Regions from separate parts of the Mus musculus genome. Here region 2 is linked to region 1. A link is a contact called in ENCODE Hi-C data. All regions are on one chromosome and are shown on one strand. Each heading gives the region's core, a stretch centred on a gene start or an enhancer-like site at or near the end of the contact. The rest is flanking DNA. Distances are from core to core; before and after follow the strand shown. Region 1 holds the start of Pigv (phosphatidylinositol glycan anchor biosynthesis, class V). Region 2 holds the start of Maco1 (macoilin 1).

What was found. A loop is a pair of places that touch in the nucleus more often than their neighbours do.
Region 2: a loop to region 1 is called in a map of T-helper 17 cell, with 3 times the contacts of the local background. The contact joins the promoter of Maco1 here to the promoter of Pigv in region 1. A Hi-C loop is called at or near these places in 2 of 37 maps with a recorded cell type or tissue (T-helper 17 cell and gastrocnemius).

The regions. Positions count from the first base shown.
Region 1 is chr4:133,669,193-133,676,902 of GRCm38, forward strand. It overlaps Pigv (phosphatidylinositol glycan anchor biosynthesis, class V), which reads right to left and starts at 3,455. Exons shown (of 4, transcript NM_178698.5): 1 at 3,127-3,455; 2 at 546-668. The coding sequence starts at 623.
Region 2 is chr4:134,848,281-134,855,990 of GRCm38, forward strand. Maco1 (macoilin 1) reads right to left here and starts at 5,065. Exons shown (of 11, transcript NM_025382.6): 1 at 4,758-5,065. The coding sequence starts at 4,837.

The sequences.
Region 1 (7,710 bases), core at 2,205-4,704:
ATATGTGCAACTTTCATTAAAGTATGTATCAAGGCAGCCTGGGGGAGGGGTTGGTAAAAGGGCAAAAAGACTGAGAACTGAATGCTGGAGACAGCAAGGAGAGGGACTCAGGACTGTGGATATTCATAGATGGTCTCAGAACTTGAAAGTGGCTCCTCTCTCCCACTCAAGTAGCACAGAACTTGAACTCCAAGAAAAAAAGAGCCCTGTGTGACACTGTGAACGGTCACACACACCTTAAAAGTATCTCGGTTGGCAAGACCATCAGATAGCTAAGGCTGTTAGGAAAATCTCTACTTTGGGCAGGGAGCTAGGGGTCTTTAGCTTTGGACAAATCATTTAACCTGCTGCTTCACGTGTAAGACACATGATCGATACACAGTTTAAGGCTCTTGCCCACTTCTCAGGTTCCAGGTCTCAGCCTGTATGTGATCACCCACATGCTGAAGCACACCAGGAAGTAGGGAGATGAGGACCACTTATTCTCCATTGCTAGCTCAGTCACATGGCAAGTGCATGCTCAGGGGAAAGGATCAGAGACTGACCTGTAGCACTAGAGTCAGGATGCGGCAGTTTACTGCGAATCTCAGCACCTCTTTCTGGGATGGGTCCAGGAGTCCCATCCTCTCTCTCACCACCAGGACTGAGCTTCCTCCGGCTTCTAAATTCTAACACCCAAGGGAGAAAAGGTCACACACAGGCCAAAAGCAAATCAATAACATTTTCTCCAGGGGAATCACCCACTTCAACATGGCCATGGCAAACAGAGCCACCTGGCTTCCCGGTGGGAAGACTATCCTGAAGGCAGCTGGACCACTGGGTGTCACTCTTGAAGCACTCTAGGCCAGTCAGTAAGTAACACACAGATAAGCACAAGCTGGAAAGCTAAGCTCACAGAACTTTTAAAAGCCCGTTGAAATGCTTTTATGTAGGACTCAAAGACCCGGGTTCAAAGCCCAATTTTGTCACTTGCAAGTTCTCCCTTAGTCCCTCTGAGAGTCAGTCCTGTGTGTGTAAACCAGGACACTATTCTCTACCCCTCCGATCTCACCAACTCGTCATCATGGTAAAATGGACTGAACTAAAAGGTACCGCACAAGTCAATGCCGTGGCTGCTATTATTTACCTGTGCCATTTTCCCTTTTGCCCAGAATAATAAGCGAATTCCCAAACCAGAGTCCCCAAAGTGGGGCACAGAACCATCCTAGAAGCCCGTAATTACTACACATGCCAGCTTCACTCTCTGATGTGTGTTCAGCTGGTCTGTTAAATTAAGTGGAGAAGGAAAAGAAAACCACTGCTCAGCAGGACTCCGGCCAGCTCCCACTGCTAAAACAAACTCGGGGAAGACAGAGTCTACCACTCGGGACGGGGTAAACAGCCATTTCCCATCTCCGCGGGAGTGGCGGCAAACTCATACAAAAACCCAGTGCCATTCTGAGGCACAGAATGCACATCAAGGCATTTCTTTAAAAACACAATTTAATAGCAGTCACAGCTCTTACTGTGTTTAAGCAAGGAGAGGAAGAGCCCCGTCTTTCTTCTCTCACGTGGCTAACACCCTCTAAACTTTTAGGCTACACTTGCTTTCTGGAATTTTCTGATCCCACCAGACAGCCCTATATTCTCACTGCCTCATGCTCTGCCATCTTTATCTTCCTATCTGTTCCTTATGAGGACGGGGGCTTTGTCTCCTAACTCTATTATATCCCAGGACCCAGCATGTAAACAGACATCTGTTCTCCCAAGTGCACGAAGTAGCAAGGACAGGATAGAGAATCGTCAAGTTTTCTGACGCTAGAACTAAGATCACTGGTCCAAGCATTTCTCCCATCGTGTTTCTGGTTAGAAAGCAAGATGGCCCAGCGGGCAAAGGCACTTGCCACTACAGTGACCCATAGGCTGAAGATGAGAAGACACTCCCACAAAGTTGTTCTCTGTCCTCACTTAGGTGTGCCAAGGCGCACCTGTAGCTCCACACATATATACATAAACATATGCACATAAAATAGAATTAAAAAAAAAAAAAGCAAATGACAAAGTCACAGAAAGCATGGGAGAAAAGAAAAAATTCTCCGCCAAGGGAACAAGACTGGTTAATAGCGGTAGTACCCCATCCTCGGCACGAGGGGGCGCCTGCTGCTTACTTCATCACCAGGAGACCGGGAGAAAAGGAGGCCCCCTCACCTCCCAACTCCATGTCGGTTTATTTAGGACAATTCAGTTTAAAGTTAAGCCGCAGGAAACAGCATTTTCTGACTACCCACGATATCTCCAACACTGGATTCACTAAACCCAAATAAATGACAGAAACATGGACACCCAACTCAAACTCAATCAATCTCTCCCTCCCTCCCTCTCTTTTCCCTGGCCTCCAATCCGCACGCACAAAGGAGGCAGAGAGAGGAAAAGTACTGAATCCACCTCTGCATCTTGATTCTCAGTCCTTCCCTCTTTCAAACTCTGGCATCAGTGGCCACAGGAGATGCAACCCACACTCAAGTTAAACAAAGTAAAATCAAGACAGTCAATTATCTCTCTAGCTATTTTGCCAACACCCCTTTGAAAGAAGCCCCTTGCCAAATCAGACTCTTAACTGGCCGGATGCTTAGAACCAACCAGTTTCATTTTTCTTTAATTTACCCGTGAAATAGGCTCCAGAGATCTCATTAGACACCAGTAAGACTGTGTAATTACCATCGCCATTTTATGGATGTGAAAACTGAGGCTCACTGGAGCCAAGTGACACGCCCACCACTTAAAGCTCCTCACGCACTGCTTTCTAAAACCTATGTCCACAGTCAGGAGAGCTTTTTGCCATAAACAAAGGGTATGCATTCCTTGTCCAGCCAGGACATCCAAGGCTTAGCCCAGAACTTTCTCCAACTGTAGCACATGTTGTTGCTGGAAGCTTATGGTGATGGGCCCTAACTGGGAAAGATCTGTTGAACTGGAGTCCTGGATTTTCTGCGGAAGGCTAATACTCTCAAATGGGTGCTGCGTTATGACCCAGAGGCAACGTGGAGCGAGCCGCCTCCTTCTGCTAAGCCCTGCCATACTGGGAGCCCGTTCCAGCCTGCTCTTTTCGGACACAGTTCCTACCCAGGACGGGACAGTGACCCTCACCCCAAGGGAGCCACGGCCCAGGGCTTCGTCCCGGGGGAATCGCGGGGCCGGGCCAGGCAACGGGGCCGGAAGCAGACGAGGGCCGGAGGCTGCAAAGGAAGAGGCGGCGCCGGAGGCTGCTATGGCGGAGGGGCGGGGCTCCTCGCTTCTCTACAGCCTCCGCCTAATTTCTCTCGGCCTGCGTTTGACAGCTTCCCTCCCCGGAGGACTCCAGAGTTGCAGAGCTGGCGCCGGATCCTCCGCGCCCGCGCGTCCAGACCACCCCCGCGGAGCTCCAACTTCAGCGCCTCCATCCGGGTCCCGTCCGTGCCGCGCCTGCGCGCCGGCTCGGCCGACGGCGGCCCCGCCCCGCTCCTGCCCGGACTCGGAGCGCCCCGCCCCCCTCCTCGGCGGCCATGTTGACCCCAGCTAGGGCGGGGGCCGAGGCGGCGGCGGTGAGTCGCACCTTCCCGGCGTGGTGACACCTGAGGAGTAGGCCTCTTGACTCGCCAGCAGTTTGTGCGCGGGCGCTGCGCTCCCGGGTCGGGGCTCTCACCCCAGTCCCCTGCCGTGAGCAGCCTCTGACTTCCCGGTGTGAGCCGAGGCTGGACCCGGGCGCTGCCCCAGAGCCACGCGTTCTCTCGGTGTTCCGCCACCCCAGCTCAGCACAGGACCTGGCACACGATAGACAATATGAATAGGCAAAAGAAAGCCTTCTTGGGGTTTTTGTGGCAAGCAGCGGTACCCTGCAACTGGATGAGAAGAAAGTAGGGGAATTCCCCCTGCCTTTCCCCTCCTGGCAATGAAGGACCTCTGCCCTGCGACAGTCCTCTGTCCCACCTCAGATGACTGTATGGGACGAGGAAGGAAACCTCAGAGAACACCCCCGAGGATTCTCCCTCAAGCAGTTTCTGTCGCAGGAACTGGCGCCAAAAAAAAGAAAAAGAAAAAAAAAAAAAAAAAAAAAAAGGAAGCTAATTGAACAAAACCGCCTGTTGGGGAGGAGCGGCCAGTTGGTACCCCTGTAACTAACGGAAACTGTTAGAACAACTTTGCACCCGCCTTAGAGGAAACAGATAGTAAATCCTTCTCCGTTGGTAGATTTCTCGTTTCTCAGGATTCCAAAGCCTTGTGTGGTTTCAGTTATCTGTCCTCTCAAACGTAGCTTGGGTCTAGGTTAACCTCTGGCCACAGCCCTGGCTGAGGGAGGGGTTTATCTTCTGCAACAGCCACAAATGTGGGTGGGAACAAAGAGATGGGTCTCTATCTCTCCAAGCAAAAAAAAAAAACAAAAAAAACAAAAAAAACTAGCCTTCATCAGTTCGGTGGGGGCCAGAAGCTGTGTCTGTCTATCATCTCAGGCCCTGGGATGTCAACTGCCCCTTGGATGTTTGCGTGTAAGGTGGATAATGTATAATTTAATGACTGGTAAAGAGAAAACAGGAGTTTCCAAAGTCATTTTTCCTCCCCCCCCCGCCCCCCGAAAGCATTTGTTGCCAGTCCTGTGAGTGAAATGTCAGTGCCTCTCTAGGCACACTTGTGACTAGGGCCCGAGGTTGTGACTTGACTTTCTTACAGTCTTCGCAGCACCCTGACCTTAAAGAAACCATCCTTGCTTCGTGAATTCACAGGGGAAAATGGCATGCAAGCTCGAGGTTCTGTCTGTCCAATAAAGAATCCCTGCAGAATCTGCTTGTAAAAAAGGCAGGGGTCCTTTTGTGAGAAGTGAGAGTGTTTGTTGAAACACCCTTCCTTAGGAGGTAGAACTTTGACTAGATCTTCAGTCGCACTTGGCTGCAATCTCTCCTTCCTTCCCTTCCCTTCCCAGCCGCCCAACCCCCTTCTCTTCTGCTGTTTCCCGTTTCATTTTCTGGCTTCTTCTCCTACAGAAGAAAAAAAAAAAAAAAAAAAAGGAAACTGAATCTTGTGCTCTCAAAGCCCTGACACTCTGGCTTTTTGGACTGGAAGGTGGCAGGATGGGATGGGAGGGGTGTGTAGGGCTCCAAGGCTGTGAGAGGTGAGAGAGACAGTGCTAAGCAGTTTGCCTTTAGAGTCTACAGTTAAAAAACGGAGCCTGCTGAGCCACCAGGAAGGCAAGGAAGACAGCCAGCCATGTCCCCGGGCTCCTGAAAGTACATCTTCCACCTGGCATTAGGAAGGAAATACCCTACACCATCAGGCGAGGTTCACCAACAGAACCCTAAGCTGATTTGTGCAAGCAATGCGCGTTCTAGAAACCTAACATTCAAGACGATGACACCATTTTTGTCCTTGAAATTTGCCTGCCTCTGCATTTGCTGATCTTCTTGCCCGAAACATTATCACAGCAGGCTACCCTTTGGCTTCAGGGACAAACTCTATCCACCCACCGGCATCCACCACCCTGGTCTGTCTGTGCCTTGCATGTTGTCACCATCTGCTTCATCCTGCCCATGACATTTGTTTTCCTCTTTTGGAAAATTAGCCCCTGTATATAATGGAAGACCAGGGCAATCTTTCACCTAAGTGTTAGAGCACTTGCCAGTCTGGACAGGGAGTATGAGACAGACCATTTGTCCTAGACTGCTGTATAAATTAGTTTCACTTGATTTTTAACTTGATGCCATATTTTACAGACAAGGGAATTAAGGCTCGCTAAAGAGAAGTGCCTTGCCTAAGGTCACAAATGTCTTGAAGTCAGGTCCCAGCTTTCCAAGTTGGCTCAATTAATATATTATTAAGAAGAGTAGCTGGGCAGTGGTGGTGCACACCTTTAATCTCAGTACTTGTGAGGCATAGGCAGGCGAATTTCTGAGTTCGAGGCCAGCTTGGTCTACAAAGTGAGATCCAGGACAGCGAGGGCTATACAGAGAAACCCTGTCTTGAAAAACCAAAACCAACCCAAATCAAAACCAAAACCAAAACAACAAAAAAAGAAGAGTCTTACTGTGTACCTTAAACTGGCCTGGAACTCAGAGATCTGCCTGCCTCTGCCTACTGGGTGCTGGGATTGAAGACTTGAGCCACCACTGCCTGGCCACCCTCGGGTTCCTTACCATCTACAGTGAGCGGGTTTAGTCTAAGGCTCGTGATGAACAGAAGCTATGCCTTTCCAGAACTTGACACTTCTCTTCACTCATCATAAAAAAATCATCTGATAGTTTCCAAGGGTGGTGTTTATATGTAGCCATCCTGACATCAGGATGACACCAATTAGGGTCTCAGACCTTTACCCAAAGGATCCATGTGTGACCTCTGCCATGTCACTTGAAGATGTTCACCCACTGCAGAGTACTAAGAATCTTCCCTGTCTCCAGGTGCAGGTACCAAACATGGATGCTTCAAAATCTATGCTCCTGTTACTGAAACCCTCCCTTTAGGGTTTGCCTTTGAACAGTTAGGAAACTTGACTTCACTGAGACATGGTGGGAAGGCCTTAGCCCCTTGGGGGTGGCAGTGGCTGCCAAGCAAAGGAGCCAATGAGCTTCAGAGTATTGTTTAGGCAGGGCTTGGCTGCTGTCCAGCTCTGAAAGAAGGTTAAGGTCATTTGGGGGTGGGGGTGGGAGGGAGGAGCCTGGGAAAAGAACTACTAGCCACACCCCGGGTTCTCTACTGGCCGGGTTCTATTTACTTCTCAAAAGCCAATTACTCACAGCTCGCTGGTCAGCAGTCCTCTCTCCCAGTGGCTCCCGTCAGAAACTGGAGACTGGGCTAGGCGGCCCCCAGAATTGCCAGAGAGCAGATGAAAGGAGCCCAGGAAACAGAACTCCTAGGTAATGCTCCACACACAGCCCAGAAATGCACTTTCTAGACTGGGAAGTGGGAGCTTGAGAGCTCCATAACAAAAATAGCTACTGCAATTACTAAGTAAGATACGAAAAGCCCCTTCCTCGCCCCCTTTAAAATGAGAAAGCATCTTGGTTGTCAAAGATTTCTTCTTCACTAAGTACTCATTTCCCATGCTTGCCCCTGACGACTCTGTTAACAGCTACATCAAGTCTGACGAGCACTTGACTAAAATTCTTGAGACACTTTTGTCTCATGCCAAAGACAATAGAAACCAACCTCCCAGTGGCAATCTGTGGATGGAGTAAGTGTGGTGTGCCACTTGCTGGGAAAAACTTGGACCTTGGTCAGAGGGCCTTGTTTTGCACTTACCTCAGAGACACAAGGGTGTTGTAGGACTATTTGCCATCTATTTTGTCCAGCTGACAGGTGTGTAACAGATAAAAAAACAAAACAAAAAAACGGTCTCAGGTCTCACCAAGTATCTACACTCACCTTTTGTTAGTATCTCTGATTATTCCAGAAAAAAAAAATCTGAACCTTAATTTTCTCCACTTTCCTAAAGGAAGGAATGATAGAAGGGATGCACAGAAAGGGGTATTACAAGACTGATCTAAAAAGCAACTGCTTCTTTGCTATGATGCCACTCAGCTAGTTATTACTAAGTTGATGCAGTATGCTAGGATGTATGTCAGAAAGGGATGCAACAGCGAGCCTCACAAGCTCTGTTTATATTTCAGTGGAAGATGGCAGGGAAGTATGAAACTGGGTAGAAAGGAAAGCGAGACGGGAGGGAGAGAAGGGAGTTAAAAAAAAATGTGTATGAGTGTTTTTGCCTGC
Region 2 (7,710 bases), core at 3,815-6,314, 1.2 Mb after region 1:
AATTTTAAATATAGAGGCTTGAAATATACTTTAGTATATTTCTGCCCACATCTTATAATTAACATATTTTTACCTAAATACCTTCCTCTTTTAAAGTCTTAGAAGAGATAGGGTGACCTACGCAGAGAGTTGGACACCACACAACAGGCAGTCCCCCTCCAGGAGAATCAGCACTGTATTGAGATGCTTAGCAGCAAGCCCAGTGCACTGACTGGTGTTGAGGGCAGCATGAGGAGGGACTCACAGCCAGGAGTCCAGGAACTTCCATGTGTAGTAATTAAGGAGTTTTCATTATTAGTAACTTGGCTTTCATAATTTTCAAGTCTACCTCATTTGAGTTGGAAAGCATTTTCTCTCTTAGTAACAACTGTCTATTTCATAAAATAGCACAGGGAGAAACCAGCTGCTGATGGGTCAGGTGAACAACTACAACAAAGTTGAAGTCTGATCCAACAGAAACATTTTTTACTTGAACAGAACCCTAGTTTCTTTGAAAGCTCTAAGCCACTGTACAAATTTAAGAGTATTACTTCGGCCTACTAGACAGTAAATCCCTGAAAATTGAGACGTATGTCTTATCCTATAGCTTCCACAGCTCTACAAGGTAGGTTTTCTATGAATAGACTGTATTAGCTTATATTTATGTATTTATCTATCCACTTAACACCTGAATAGTGACTGCCTACCTGTTTGGTTCTATGGTAACTCAGCTATTTTTTTTTTTTAATTACACTTAATGGCAGCTCTTAGTAATAACAAAAACACCATCCCTGTTTCTTTCCTCTTAATCCTAATTATTAACTTGACTGGAATAACATTTTTGAGAGACTATTTGGATCTTTAGATGATGGACATGTTTGTGTATATAGTACTGTACATATACAATATATATATGTATATGTGTATGTGTATGTATATATATATATATACATACACACACACACACACACACACAGTATGTACGTACATATATGTATATATATTTCTCTAAGGAAGCATAAAAGGAAATAAGATTTGGTCCAACCAAAAGCCAAAGTTGACTAATCATAACATGGGGTCACTTGCTGCTCAGTGCTGCTTTAAAACAATGATTCTTGGGGCTGGAGAGATCCATGGCTCAGCGTTTAAGAGCACTGACTGCTCTTCTTAAGAGCAATGACTACTCTTCCGAAGGTCCTGAGTTCAAATCCCAGCAACCACATGGTGGCTCACAACATCCATAATGAGATCTGACACCCTCTTCTGGTGCTGTCTGAAGACAGCTACAGTGTACTTAGATATAATAATAAATAAATCTTTAAGCCGGGCAGTGGTGGTGCATGCCTTTATTCCCAGCACTTGGTAGGCAAAGGCAGGTAGATTTCTGAATTCAAGGCCAGCCTGGTCTACAGAGTGAGTTCCATGACAGCCAGGGCTATACAGAGAAACCCTGTCTCGAAAAAAAAAAACAAAAAAACAAACAAAAAACAATGGTTCTCAACCTTCCTAGTGCTCCGACCCTTTGGGGAGGGGGGAGGACTTTCCTCATTGTACCAAGAGCCGGCAGCCGGCGGTGACCCAGAAGCACTTCCCCAGGTCTGAGCAGAAGAACCCACCAGAATCCGGGACTCACTATATATATAGATATATATAGATATAGATATAGATAGTGTGTGTGTATATATAATGTATATGCATATCTGTATGTATGTATACACGTTATATATGTATATGCATATCTATGTAATATATGTATATATGTGTGTATATATATGTACATATATACAGCATTAATACAATACCTCAGATTAACACTCCCTAGCATCTTGGCCCTCAAACAGAATTCCAACAGAGCTATGATATTGACAATGAGAGATCTCCTCTGACAATCACCTCAGAAATAGCTGCCCATGATTAAAGCACCAGGATTTTTAGAGCAGTGGTTCTCAACTCGTGGGTTGCAACCCCTTTGGGGGTTAAATGACCCTTTCACAGGGGTGCCCTAAAACCATCAACATCAAAAAGCACAGGTATTTACATTATGATCCATAATTGTAGCAAAATTAGTTATGAAGTAACAACGAGAATAATTAATTTTACGGTTGGGGGTCACCACAACATGAGGGACTGTATTGAAGGGTCTCAGCTTAGGAAGGTTGAGATTCATTGCTTTAAAGCAGCACTGAGCAGCAAGTGGTCCCGTGTTATTATTAGTCAACTTTGGCTTTTGATTGGGTCAAATCTAATGGCCTTTCATGCCTCCTTAAAGAATAGGCTATAATAGCAATAATATGGTAAAAAAAATGTCTGAATAAAGCATTGGAATTTATAAGGAGTTCCACAACAAACTGTGTTTGTATATGCACATGTATATTTATATATCTTCAAAGGTCATTTAACGGGTGGGAGAAGTGAGCTTCAAAGTAGTGGATGTTCTACTCGTCCAAAGCATCAGGGCTGGGACTTTGAGTCTGGCCCAGGTCTCTGGTAGGCTGCAGTCCAGTGCTTTTCATCTTAGCAGCTCCCTCACACATGCCAAGGCACAAGAGAAGCGTGAACACAGTACGCCATGGAAGGTTAGGCTATGAAACAGAAGACTAGACAGTGGATATCAAAATTGTCAACACAGCCCTTGGGAAGAGGGCTCCTTTTTAATGAGATGAAATTGGCCAGATGTTCAGAAACAAAACAGGCAATAGATGGCATGAAACAGAATTGAATACAGACTTTAATTTGATGATCAACAGACATTTGATATCCATGAATCCTCAAATGTCCTAATTTATAACTAGCCCACTCATTCCATTTTCTTAACAAATATTGGAAGTTTTCCAACACAGTCCTTAAAAACGGAAAGGGGATAAAACACCGTATGATTTTCCCATTGCGGTACTCCATAACACAAAGAAACAGAGATGGGAACTGAAATACTCTGCCTCAAACAAAAAAGACAGGTAGACATATATTTATGTTCCTTTACTGACATTTAACAAAGAAAGCCCAACAGAGCTGAGAGCAGACAGAGCTGAAGCACCAATTAGGTTTTTGAAGTTTTACACATGAAACTGAATGATGGACGTAGTGTTTTTACTATTAACCTTTAGGGTAAGGAAATTCAAAGGCTAAGTAAGGCCCATTAGTATAACAATAGATCTTCATTAAAAGAGGAACTCCATGTCAACTGCTCCGCTGCTGAGTTACAAGTCATAAACCAGGTGTTTGTTTAAATAGGAAAAAAGCTAAAATACACCAGAAATCAGGCAAACAACACAGCTGTTTCCAATCTTGTCATGAGGGGGCTCATCTTCTGTGACTGTGAATAGAAATTCAAATACCACAGGGTCCTAACCTGCCAACTTTAACACACTTTTTCTATTTTCTATTCTTGCGCTGCTATTAATGGGAAGTTCTTCTAATGTTTTCAATGGCTAAGGAAAAAAGCCTTCCTTCATTCAAGAATTTATAGTACGCAGGCTTGCCTCCACCCATTCAATCTGCCAGAAAATTTTGGGTTTGCTTTTTCAGTTTTACTTATTGTCACATCTGATTCAACAACCATGTTCATCGGTTTTGCTAACAGCTGTGTCCTGACTGACTCCAACACTGTTGAGCAAATAGTATTCACGTTTGTTGAATGAATGGATGCGATCCGTGGCTCCTTACGTATCATCTAGCCTAGGATTTTGACTTCTTACTCCTTTTAAACTTGAAGAATCCCCCTTCATGGTTAGGTAAGTCACCTGCCTGTGGAGGGCAGCCACTTCACACGTGTAAACAACCGCATGTGTAAGGTGTACAGCTATGCTACAACTTGGATGTCATCAGCTACCGCCTGTATTTTTCTCCAAGATTCACAGCAAGACCTAAACCGTAAGGCGCCAAGAGGACTCAAGTAAAGCCTTCAACCGCATGCTGAGCACTCTCTGTCGTAAACTAATTACTTCGCCTCGGAAATAGGCATTTCCAGAAAATAACCTCCGCACACAAATTGGGCTTGGGGAAGCTGTGACAGTCACCGAAATGCCCCATGAACCTGTTGTCCTTCTGTCCAGGAGAAGTGGATTCAATTTCTATTTAAAGGGACACCACTTTCCTTCATGAACAGAGGATTTAAAAAAAAAAAAAAAATCCCCAAACCTGAGTTGGGCGAGAATCCCTGCAAAATATCTGCTTGCAATTGTCAGAATGTTTGCTGAGGAACTGAGAAAAGCCGCGGTCTGGAGCGGTGTCACCGGCACGATCTGGGGGTATCAGCCTTGGGCGCTCCGAGCCAAGGTGGGGACCCCGTGAGGCAGCAGAGCGCAGAAGAGTAGCCGGCGTGGCCCCGCCCCGAGCCCGAGGGTCCCGCGCCCCTGGCAGCTCCTAACTTTGGCGGCTCGCTCGCCCGGCCGCACGCGTCCACGAGCCTCGGGCAGCCAACCCCCGAGCCCAGCGTGACCCGGGCTCGGTAGGGGACCGAGCGCACAGCCTGCTGGGGACCCCCGGGCTTCTGGGCTCCGGGCCGCGGGGGTGCCGCCCCTCCCCCCGACACACCACCGCCAACGGCGGCCCCGTGGCTCCCGCCCGCGCCCGCCGCGCCCTCCGCCTGGCCCTCGCCACACCCCGTGGCCCGGGGCGGACCCTCGGCTGGCTGGCTGGCCCGGCGCTCCGCGGGCGGCGCGCCTCAGGAGAGCCCCCGGCGCGGGCATGCGGCCTAGTCGGGGGGTTACATAACGGGGCCGGGCCCCTTCCGAGCGGCGCCCGGGACCCGCTGGCCCACGCCCGGCACCGCCGCTCACCTGCCGTAGATACCCTCGGTGATCCGGTTCCGCTTCAGGGGGCGGCGGAGCTTACTGCAGTCGGCGTTCCGCCGCTTCATCCTCCCGCTGGGGGGCCGGTGCCCGAGCCGCGCCGCCGCCGCCGCCTCTCACCTCAGCCGCCGTCGCCCGCCCGCCCCGCGTCGGGCCTGAATCCTACCCCTGCGGCCGGTCACACAGACATGGAGCCAGCACCGGGGGGGAGGGGGCCAGGAGGGGGGCGCCGAGCCTCCTCCGCCTTCGGAAACAAAGAAATGACAATTCCGGGGCCCGCCCGCCCCGCACCAGCCAGCCGCCCGCCCCGCCTCCTTTGCCGCGACGGACGGCCCGCATAGCCAATCGAAGGCGCCGCCGCGCCGCGCACGGCCAATCCCGGTGCCCGCTGAGGCAACACGGACCCTTAAGCCCGCCTTTTTGAAGGACAGAAGGACACACCAATCAGGATAAGGCCTAGACGCGTGGCCGGGCCTATCAGAAAAGAGTTAAATAGAGGCTTATAAATAGGCCCTATAAATATAACATCCTATATTATGCCTTGTTGCGAAGGTACGCTTCGCGGTTATTGGGCTGCGTCTCGCCGTGGGGAGGCCCACGTCGGCGTACACCGTGTGGCGCGGCGCCGCGGGCTCCCGCCTGGCGTGTGAGAACCGAACGGCGTGGTGCGCTGCGTGTGGGGACCTTGCGCTGACATGTGCTTCAGTCAGCCGCGTCCTTATGTAAGAGGGCGTCCCGGGAGCGCCGCCGCGGCCCCTTCTGCGGGCAGCCGAGCACGCAGCCATACCGGCCGCGTCAGCCGGGCCACGAATGACAAAGCAAACCACACACACATACACACACACTCACACACACCCTGCCAGCTTCCCGCGACGTGGTGACAGCGCGCCGACCAATCGGAGGTGGTGGGGCGGGGCCTGTGCGGGTCCGCCCCTGGTTCGCGTCACCAGAGAGGGGCGGCCCCTCGGGTGCGCGCGACGCCGCGCGGGGCTGCCGGGGGCGTGTGCGGCGGCGTGGCCGGGCTCCACGTCCGCAGGTTTGCGCAGGCTGAGGGTTCCGCGGGCTCCTCCCCGGCCTCAGAGGCTGCGTGAGGCGGTCGTTTGCTCTTTCCGCCCACTAGCTCTGTAGCTTACCGGTGAGGGCGGAACGGCAAAAAGACAAGTGAGATGCTCAGCGGGGAAACGCGTTTGCTGCCAAGTCTGAGGACCGAGTTCGAACCCGGGAATCCACGTGGTGGGCGGATAGAAGGAACTCCTACAAGTTGCCGCCTGACCTCCCACACGCACGCCCACACAAACACAGTTCCTAAATAAGTTTGGTTTTGGTTTTTAAGCGGCAAAGACTACCGGGCGTTGTTGGTGGCGCACCACTTTGATCCCAGCACTGCAGAGGCATGTGGATCGCTGAGCTCGAGGCCAGCTTGGTCTACGAAGTGAAGACCGCCAAGGCTGTAACATGTACCAACAATTTATATAAACAAACAAATAATAAATAAATAAATAAATAAATAAATAGCAAAACCGGGGAAGTGTGGGAAAGTAGCCATAGGAAGCAAATCACTGGTGGCTCCTGACTACTGGCAGAAGCATTTTAGTGTATGTCTTACACAATTTTCTTGCTTAGTTGTTATTATTTCTATAAAATAGAATCGAGCACATAGTAGACATTTGGTTTCATATCAGAGTCTTCGTTTTACGTGTTGTTACAACCTTTTATAAAGATTTCTTTAAGAGGTTGCAGAATGCCCTAGCAAGTGGCATTGCCACCTCACCCCCTCAGTAACTAGAGTCCCCAGTCATCTAGCACACTTTTACTTTTTTATATGTCCAGTAACTCGATGCCATCTTGATTTGCCCTGGGACCACAGGCACCTCTCCTGGCCAGTGGTCACCCATCTTAGTCAACATCACTCCAAAGCTCTTAAGTTCCCATCAGTGCCTTCAAAGATTTCCCTGGTACCTGGAAGGGAAACCCAGTGTTGATGGTACCCAGAGTCTTAGCATGGGAACTTACTCTCCTCTTGTGAGCCACTCAAGCAAGCAATCCTTTTGAGTTGGTTGGTTGGTTTGAGACAAGGTTTCTTGCTTTGCCTTGGCTGACCTGTAACTTGGTCTATACACCAGGATCATATTTCTCTCTCTCTCTCTCTCTCTCTCTCTCTCTCTCTCTCTCTCTCTCTCTCTCTCTCTCTGTGTGTGTGTGTGTGTGTGTGTGTGTGTGTGTGTGTGTATTTCTTTGATTTTCAAGATAGGGTTTCTCTGTAGCTCTGGCTGCCCTGAAACTTGCTTTATACACCAGACTGGCCTCAACCTCACAGCGATCTACCTTCTGCTGCCTCCCATTGTGCTAGGATTAAGGGTGTGTGCCACCATGCAGGCTTACGTGCTCTGTTTTAAACCCAGCTACCAGTTTGCTCTTCCCTTCTTCCCTTCTTTCTCCCACTTACACCGTCTCTGGCAGTGTGTTAAAGTAGCTAGGGTGAAGCTTGTCCGTCCACCATGGAGGATCAAATCTATACCCTGTGGAGATGCAGTTTTGAAAAAAATGGCAAGGATTCCTGCTGTTTAAGAGCAAGCTTGAAATTCCAGTTTGGCCACTTACTAGCTTGGGCAAGTTACTGAATCCCTCAGAGCCTCTGATTACACTGAGGTCTGCCTTAAGGATGAAGGATAATGAGCCCTCAGAGCCCAGCATCATGCTATTGCTGAAGCAACTCCCTGCTCTTTTCTTTTTCCTCCTTTTTTTCCCCCTACCCAACCCTTTCTGTTGTTTGCTTTACTTGTTTGTTTTTGTTTTGGACCCTGAAGTTTGAAACAAGGTCTCCTTTTACAGCCCAGGCTGACCTTGAACTTGCAAATACCCCCTTGTCTCAACCTCCAAAGTACCAACCAGTATTTTAAGCACAAGCTAACCTAACCAGCTCTGTTCTTTGTTTTCTTTT